2 separate regions of the Homo sapiens genome follow, and region 1 is linked to region 2. A link is a loop called in an ENCODE intact Hi-C map of the cell type or tissue named here. Cell type or tissue: GM12878. All regions are shown on one strand. Links, peaks and the distances in the headings refer to the core of each region. The heading gives the core; the rest is flanking DNA.

The links. Peaks named below come from ENCODE experiments on the same cell type or tissue, not always from the same donor. Only the 100,000 strongest peaks of a DNase experiment are listed, where the experiment ranks them.
Region 1: it touches region 2 in a loop (2.8-fold over the local background); 1 of 110 quality-filtered maps calls a loop at or near these places.

The regions. Positions count from the first base shown.
Region 1 is chr2:111,098,781-111,103,169 of GRCh38, reverse strand. All of the region lies in intron 17 of ACOXL (acyl-CoA oxidase like), which reads right to left. It overlaps ACOXL-AS1 (ACOXL antisense RNA 1), which reads left to right. Exons shown (of 4, transcript NR_122074.1): 3 at 1,094-1,273; 4 at 2,027-4,389. Among named protein-coding and RNA genes, the nearest start is that of ACOXL-AS1, 15 kb to the left of the region's middle. RefSeq lists an enhancer at 2,018-2,067. In GM12878, for the core only: a CTCF peak has its summit at 2,259; a DNase peak (open chromatin) is centred at 2,219.
Region 2 is chr2:110,873,313-110,877,701 of GRCh38, reverse strand. All of the region lies in intron 10 of ACOXL (acyl-CoA oxidase like), which reads right to left. Among named protein-coding and RNA genes, the nearest start is that of ACOXL, 140 kb to the right of the region's middle. RefSeq lists enhancers at 1-861, 2,426-2,475, 3,028-3,651. In GM12878, for the core only: no CTCF peak of the experiment used is centred there; a DNase peak (open chromatin) is centred at 2,401; H3K27ac peaks cover 483 bases.

The DNA of each region.
Region 1 (4,389 bases), core at 286-4,285, 230 kb before region 2:
GCGCATGCCACCACGCCTGGCTAATTTTTCATGTTTTCTTCAGTAGAGATGGGGTTTTACCATGTTGGCCAGGCTGGTCTTGAACTCCTGGCCTCAAGTGATCCGCCCTCCTCAGCCTCCCAAAGGGCTGGGATTACAGGCGTGAGCCACAGCGCTTGGCCCCTATGTGCTATCTTTTAATGGTTACTAAGTACCAAACACTTTGAGTCCCCCAGAGAAGGGAAGAGAAGTGAAATGGAACAGGCCACAGCAATGTCTCGTCTGTAAAATCAAAGGGAAAAGGTAACTTACCATCAGAAAAAAGAAAAGCAACTACAAACACATTTTACACTATAAAAATTATTGATTTCTAGCTAGAATATCAATTTATACAAAAATGGATATACTGGGGTCATTTCTGTTTCAAGTTCAGTAATTTATTTAAATTCCCTGGAATCATAATAAAATCCACTATCCTTAACTGCATTACTGGAGTCTGATTGGACTCAGATGAGTCTCATCTCCTGAGAGGTCTTTTTTTTTTGTGCAACATGGCTATTCTTAGGTACAAGTTTCACCAGTCAGAAATTCTCACTGTGCATCCTGGACCGAGGGTATGAACCCAAAGACACTCACGGAGAAGGGCACCCAATTTCCCAGCACTTTAAGCATCTCCCCAAGGAGACCAGGACAATGCAGCTGCCAGAGAAACTCAGAGGCTGGAGCTCAGCAAAACAATTTGCCCTCTCTTGTGCTTATTAGTTACCCTTGAATGAAGAAAATAGAATGATCCCAGCTCAGTCTCCAGATACACAAAGCTGTACTGTGAGGCATAGCATGAGAGTGGACCAGGTGGCTGCCATGAGGAAACAGGGATTGCAGCAGGGTGACCTCAGGGTCCCTTTTACTGGCCAAACTGAAGAAACCAAATCCCATTTAGATTTTCTTAACCTGACTTGAATGGTCTGCATTTATAGGTTCAGCAATGTATTTTATACCACTGAGGAGCATGCAAGGTCAGGAGCAGATGGAAGGGGGAAGGGAAAAGAGAGATTTTCTCGTCTCTTAGCAGGACACTGTTTGTACTCATATTTTCCCTATTTCCCTGTTTTAGAGTCTTTTGCACTGGGAGGAGAAGGTGGAACAGGAGACACCCACATTCTAGTTGGTCCCTGCTGTCTCCAAGAGGTGGTGAACCAGGAGTCCTACAGATGTGAAGCTAGGTTAAAACCAGTTCTGGGGATGCTTTCAAATCAAAGAGGATTTAAAAATGTGACTCCCAGTTGCATTTCCGGTATGATCACTCCATTTCAATGTCATTTCAATAACATCCTCAACTCACTGACCACAGCCAGGGGCTGTCCCTTCCCACCCTGGCAGAGTAGGTCCCTGTGCTTACACCTCATGCCAGCTTCAGTCAGGATGACACAGCCAGGGGTTCTCACTGCCTTGAAGCCAAATCAGATGGGCCTTACTGGATGGGGTGGGTGGGGTGAATGGAGTGGAGGTGAGGGAAACAGTTTTTTTTTTTTTTCCCTCAAATTCATTACAGAGAAAAACAGAAGTCTATGGGTAGGAGGTGAGTGACCGAGAAACCCCATCTCTCTTCCCCACTCCAATGAATGCTTTCAATATGCTGTGCCTAAACCTTAGTTCATGTTACATTCAATTCTAGCGTCTGAATGTGTCTCTTGATCCAGGTGGTCTGGGGAATGAGAAATAGAAGGATGGGAAATCTGAGTGTTCATTAAAAAGAAACATTCAATGTGGCATGGAAAACAACCAACACCGCATTTGTAGGAAGTTCAGGGCACATGTACTGTTTCTAAGCCCGGCGGGTATGGGTGTGGGCTATCTGTTTTTCTTGAAGTTCAGATTTGAGAAGGGCTATATCCCAGCACCATCTTTCCAGCTTAGAACTCTCTCCTAATTTTTTTTTGTGTGTTCTTTAATCACAAGCCTTTGTGACACTAAGCAGTGACTGCATTTATACTTTATGCTTAGATTAAAATAGTAAACGAGTGTAATCCATCTTCTACGTTCAAAGGAGCCAAGCAGCATCCTGGCTTGGGGGCCTGGTGTCTACCACACTTCTGCGCATTCTTCCTCCAAGCCACATCTCCTGAGAATAAAGCAAGATGCCATTGGCAATGTCTACTCAGAACTACTTGAATGACTCATCAATCAACAGGCTTGAATGCTCTTCTTCCTCTATGATTCAACGGTTTGATTGACTGAACTGAAACTAAAACCCAACCCTAGTGGTCATTTTAGACTTGAGCAGATACAGTCAGAATCTCAATCACATGTCATCAGCAGGCCCTCCTTGGCCTCCTTATTGCAGCTGGGCTCCTGAGCAGCTCTCCCTCACTCAGGGAGGAAACGAATGGCTCCTTTCAGTAGGGCAGACGAAGGCTGCTGGCTGATGCAACTGCTCCTGTGTCCACTTCCCAGCAAGGGTGCAAAACAGGATTTGTGCTTGTGCTGGTGAATCTGGGCTTCACCTAGCAAATCAGGGGGACACCAAAATGAAAACAGCCCTAGAGGCATGGAGAAAGCCTCAGGTGCACTAAGGTGCCAACAGAAACGATGCATCTCAGAGTTGACAGTCATGACTCAAATAGGACGTGAAGGCAACATGTGGGTGAGAGTAGCAGCTATGGGTGTAAATATGATCAAATATGGGGGAGGTGTCCAGATTTCTTGGACATGGTTACAATCAGTATTTATTTTCTCTCTTAGTGAACGAGTTTTTGGTTTTTCAATACTGCTAATTTTACAGGCAATTCACTACGTTCCCTGGGAGGTGGAGTGGCCTTCCTCCCTGCTGTGCGTGGGTTACACAGCCTGCCTCACTTCCCTGTGGGTCCTTCATCACCTGCATGCTCACATGATTCCATTATTTGAGCTCATGGCAGGAAATAGAACCTGATTCAACATTTTGCTAAGTATTATTTTCACCACACTGAATAGGGTCCTTTTTTGATCTGCAACCCACAGCTGGGCTGTGGTTCTCTCAACACAGGTAGACTGAAAAGCTTCCTCCTGCATTGATTTCTCAGCATGGGCTGACCACATGTTCACAAGTACTTGTTCTTTTCCATACGTCCCAATGCAGGCAGGCACTGGCAGAGCAGGACAGCTGTGTCCAGGAGTTCAGGGAACAAAATAAGGCTACTGTAACTTCAGTCAACTTCAAGGCACGGTGTAAAATAAAGTAAGAGATTATCAGTCAAATAGCCATTTGCATTAAAATTCTCCACTTTAAGAAGCTGAGATCTTTGCTTTATTTTTTAAAAAGCAAAATGAAGTCAGTTTTAATGGAGATATACAATTGTTAACTGTTGGGTCATTTTGAAAGGCTTTCTTCCTTAAAATGAGTCTCAGCTGATAGCTACTCACTAATGCTGATAATTATCTGAAGCAAAATAAATACAAATGTCTGGGTTAATGAAGACTGAAACAGGATAATGCCTGGACACTAAATTTTCCAAGAACAAGGAACACAATTGTTCTCTACATACCCCTGCAAAAATGCTTAATGGCCAGGACACAGGAATCTTGTGTACTTAGAGACCTTGTTAGGATGGAGCCCCGGGGGCACCACCACTGGCCTTCGAGCCAAGGTCTCACAGAGAGGGCAGCAAGGGGGAGCAGCTCATCCTCCTCCCCAGCTAGGGAGACACTAGGACAGCAGTGGAGTGGAGTCCGAAATCTGCCATAGAAGCCCCAGCTTACTATTTGCTCACTGAGCAGCAAGTCAACCTCAGTTTCTCTGTGCCTACAGGGGAGTAACAGCTGTTCACACTAAAGGGTGCTTGTGAGGATGATATAAGAATGAATATGGACCTGCTCTGACAACACTGAAGTTCCAGACAAAAGAATAGGCATTAGTTATCTGATTTGAAGGACTGTGGGGGATTGGAATTTTAAAAATAAACCTCAACCCAACTCCTTCTCTTGTGGGGCCTCGGTTGAACAACTGGGCACTTGCACTGCCTTCTGAATATGTGGATGGATTTTGCCTGCTTTGGAGAAGCATATGAACTCCTCAGGGCATCTAGTGCCCTAGAGTGTGCCAAAGGAACAAGGAGGACTACAAATGGGTGATGCCTGGAGCTTAACCCACCTCCATTTGGGATTCGGAGCTCTGGTTTCTGTGTTCAGCTAGAATCTTCGACAGTCATTTAATGTCTCTCTTTCTTAGTTTTACTCATTTGTTGAATGGGGATTATATTAGCCTTACTTTCCTTGAAGGTCTTAATGAGAATGAAATGAGATAATTTTTAAGTATATATATGCATTTCTAATTTCCATCAGACTGGAGCGTCGGTATAAGTCCTGGGTGTTCTGGAAAGTTTTATTTATTTAGAAACAGTTTAGGCTGATTGCTATCTCCCTATGCTAACT
Region 2 (4,389 bases), core at 134-4,133:
CTCAATGTCAGTAGAGGGTCTGACCTTTGTAACTTTGAGATAACATGGTGACATGGACTCTCCGTGGTGACCCAAGTAGAGCGGAGTCTCTGTAGGAAAAGGAAATCCTGTGGGTTTGTGAGCTGCATCAACCCAGTGGCTACGTTCAAAGGGTTAAGTTCTGTTTTCAGCTGTATCTACAGTGTTTGAAAAAACAACCGAACAAAACCCTATTTGCGAGATCCCACAGAAATGTGATTTCTTGTTAAACCAACATAAATTAAGACAGAAGTTACAGATCTTTCTAAAAACATCTAGAAAGCAAGCACACGGGCCGCAGCAGAAGCTTGGTCTGCTGTTGGTGATTCGGGGCTGTTGAAGAGTCAAGGGCAGCTTGCATCAAGACTAGAGACGCCCTGCTGCCTGCAGAGCAGAGGGCAGGCAGAAGATAGTCCATGAGGCGGAGGGTGGCAGAAGCTCCCAGGCAGCCAGCACGACCCTCTGCGTGCCGCCTCAAAGACGGCAGGAACTGTGAGACAGCCACACCCACTGCTGCTGGCTGTGCTGGAGAAGGAGGGTCCCTCGCAGCAAACAGGAAACTTTCCTGAGCATTCTGCTTTCATTCAGCTGTCACCTACTGGGCACCTCCTGAGGTTCTGTGATATGGGGGGCAACAGGGCCACCACCAGGCACAGCCCAGGGAGGTTGCAATAAGCCACCAGAGCATGGATGGGGAGTAGTAGAGAGACTTAAGCTCCGGCCTACCAGGCTCAGTTTCAATATCACTGATATAATTCATATTTTATTGATTTATCTTTTTCCTCTCTGTTTCCTCCACTAGACTGTCAGCTCCACAAAGGTGAGATTTTCATCAGTTTTGTTCACCATGGTATCCCTATAATGCCTAGAGCAGGGTTTGGCACCTAGGGGGCGCTCAAACAAACATTGCTGAAAGAATAAACAAATGGACCAAAAATACTTTTAGAATCATTTCATTGATTCCGACCCGTCTGTGCCAGTGTGTTAAATTCGTCGCCATGCCATCACATAGTGAGACCTGACCCCGAGCCGCCATTACTCTGTCCTGACTCCTGGCTGTAGAGGCCCCACGGTGCCTGCGGAGAAGCACTTGTCAGCCACGAGCCACAGAAGACAGGGGTCCTGGGCAAGCTGGAGTGACAAGCTGCACACAGTGTGATGCAATCTACCCCAGACGGGCTCCTGGAACAGGCCTGGCCCGTCTGCCCAGCCTGCTCCCTCCCTCCCAGAGGGACGGGCCTCAGCCTGGGCTGGAAGCACCCCAGCCTCTCTGACCCAGTCTGCTGACCCGGCCCCTGGGCATGGCACACCACAGGCACCTCGGGGGAGCTCCCTCTACCTGCACAGCCCAGAACCCTCCCTGGCACCGTGGCTGGCCCACCTCATTTCTCTGCCTGCCTCTCTCTGGGTGTGGGTATCCTGTGGTGCCCCTCCTCAAGAAAAAACCTGCCACGCTGGAGTTGCCTGGGTCTAGATTCCAAGATGGAGCATTACAAGATGGCTTTCAAGTTCTAGAAACACAGTTCTGGGGCCAAGGCACACTATCACAGAGGATGCGTCCAAGCCTTCTGACTTTGAGAGGGACATTTATAAAGTACCGTGCAGTCAGTGGAAAGAAGCTAGATATGATGATGTGTCCAGTCTCCTTGAAAGCAGAGGCATCCAGGCTCCCCACTTTTCTTTGAGGATTCCAGCTGGTGCTTTATAAAATACAGTAGAGTGGATTTACACAGACTCCAGGGCCCCAGAAGTGGTTCTACTGTTTCTTTCCTGCATGTCCTTGAGCCAGGGACTCACCTGCAGGTGAGTCTGTGTGCCTTAACCTCCTCATCCATTGTAGAGGTTACAAATGCCTTTCAACAGCTTCACTTAGGTGCCATAAGGGTGGAATTTACAATCCTCATTTGACAAATGAGGAACCCAAGGCTCACAGAGGTCAGGCGGCCTTCCCTGAATCCCACAGCACCAGGATCAGGCAGAGCTGGGCCCACTGCAGGATGCAATTCCACCTGGGTGCTAGAAAAGTAGCTTTCCCTTTGGAATGATAGGATCGAGGTGAGCAGCAAGGGGCTCCCAGAGGAGACGAGCCAGAAAAATGCAGCCAGAAAGCACACTTGTGCACCCAAACACCAGGACCACACACTCACAGCCCCAAGCCCACACCCATGTGCACAGCCTGAGCCTGTCTGCTGGGTCGGTGACTTCTGGGGCTCCACGCTCCACACCTCCCCATATCTACAAGGGTCTTGCATGTCAAAGGCGTAAAGAGGAGAGTCTTAGAATTGTGTGGCTTGCGGTGACACAGTGTTCAAAGCTGCATTCTTCTTTGTCCAAAAAATACACTTAATAAAGAAAGCAGAAGTGTGTGGTGACTCACAGAACCCTGAAATAATGCTCTCCACGGTCCTTCCCTCTTCAAGAGTCAAGAAAAATATTCTCAAAGGTGGCAGTTTCCACTTATGAGATTTACACATGAACGGCCATCCTTTGTCCCTGTGAAACAAAGTGTACATCCTGGCTTAGGTAGGCACGTGGGAAGTCGGCCTCACTCTAACTGTGCTGCGTCATTGGCCTGCGTGCAGACAAGGGACCGGCTCAGAGGCTGCCTTCAGGTTACGGAGCGGAGCCACGTGGCAAGCTAGTGTCAGTGCTTGGGTTTAGAGCTGCACCTGATCACAGCTTAAAATCCTGCCGGTGGCAGGACAAGGGAACAAGGTCAGTGAGAATCCCGCTCCCAGATAACACAGGAGAGAGAGACCTCGGCGACCTCCCAGTTCAGGGCTCTGGGGCCTGAAGCACGTGTTTCATAAAAGGCAGATTCCTGCCTCCCACCCCGAGGGATGCTGGTTCACGAGATCCGGGATGGAGCCCAAGAATCCTCCTGAAATTCAGAAAATGATGCGAATAATAAACCCAATCATTCTAAAACACAAGCAGCACAGCCCTCACGGCCTCCACCGTGAGCTCTGCTCTGCTCTAACTTGTTAAACCCTCGCAACACCCAGAGGAGGTGGGCACTGTCATGTGGTAGCACCATTATTACTATTTTAGCAACCACTCCCCTCCCCTGTGCTGAAGGAGGCCATCCAGAGTCATGTGCAGAAATGCTAATCTCGTCCTCTCTTGCCTTCTAATGAGGACAGTGATGGGTTTGCTCAAGGTCAGGCTGAATGGCAGAGGGGCTCTTGGGGCCTCTCAACTCCAATTTTTCTGCTCATTCCGCTTCCCAGGGACCTGCCTTTGTCTGCCTTGCTTCGCCCTCCAGCCTCTAGGCCCAGCTCTGACCGAGGGATGTCAGGTGTGGCTGGAAGGGAAACCAGGGGCTGGGGTGGGGGTGGGAGAGACGTATTTTGCAGTGAGCCTGAAACCACAGAACTAAACAATTTCTTGTCATGCTGATGCCAACCAACGTGGGGCACGCAAATGTCGTGCCCACTCTCCCTGCAGCGGGGCAGCCCCTCACCACCCCCCCAAAAGCATTCTGTTCGGTTCCGTTGTCCCCTGCTGCCTTGCAGAGCCCCCCAGGCTGCTGAGGGTGGGGGCTGGTCTCCCTTTTGCTGCCCTCTCTCCCAAGGCAAGCAGCGCCCACCTGCCCTCTGGGCATCCTCCCCGGCTCTTGCTCTGGGGTGGGTTTTCTGTTTTCCACCCAGCACAGTGCTCTGGGCCTCAGGTCTTGTACCCAGAGGGCCAGGACATGGATAGGGCCCTAGGGCTGGCCGATGCCACACGGTGGATGCCAAGACCACAGAGCTACCCTGTGCCTCATCCTCAGCCTCATACACTGGTGAGGGAAGGGCTGCATGACCTTCCTCAAGAACATCTCAAAACCTGGGGTGGCCCCATTGTTTTCTTGGAGAGCCTGTCTCCCTGTATATAAACCTGCCCTACTGGACAGACGTAGAAAACGCAATTGAACAGATACACTCTGGGAGGCCCGGGCCCCTCCTGGCCCCTCCCAACGGGGGCCCTTTTACCCTCTCCCATGGCAGGAGGCAGGGCAATTTGAGGGATGAGCAGGGAGGCTCACAGCCTCCCCTGGCTCTACTCCATCTGCTCTGAAGCTGAGCAGTGGGGACAGTGGTCAAGGAGGCACCTGGGGCAAATTGCAGCCCCCTTCCCACCCACCAGGTGCCCAAAAGAGAGACAGGAATAATTCCAGTACCTCTGCCACAGGGTTGCTGAGAGGCATACATAAGATAATACTTTAAAACTTGTAAGAGCAGGCTCAGCAAACATCCTGCTACCTGGGGCTCACGGCATCCTGTGGACCATCCCCCAACCGCCTGACACACTGCTTCCCTAGAGCTGAGGTTGAGTCCACACTGGGCCCCAGCTGGGGCCAGGCCTTCTGGCTGCCACCGAGCCTCCTCC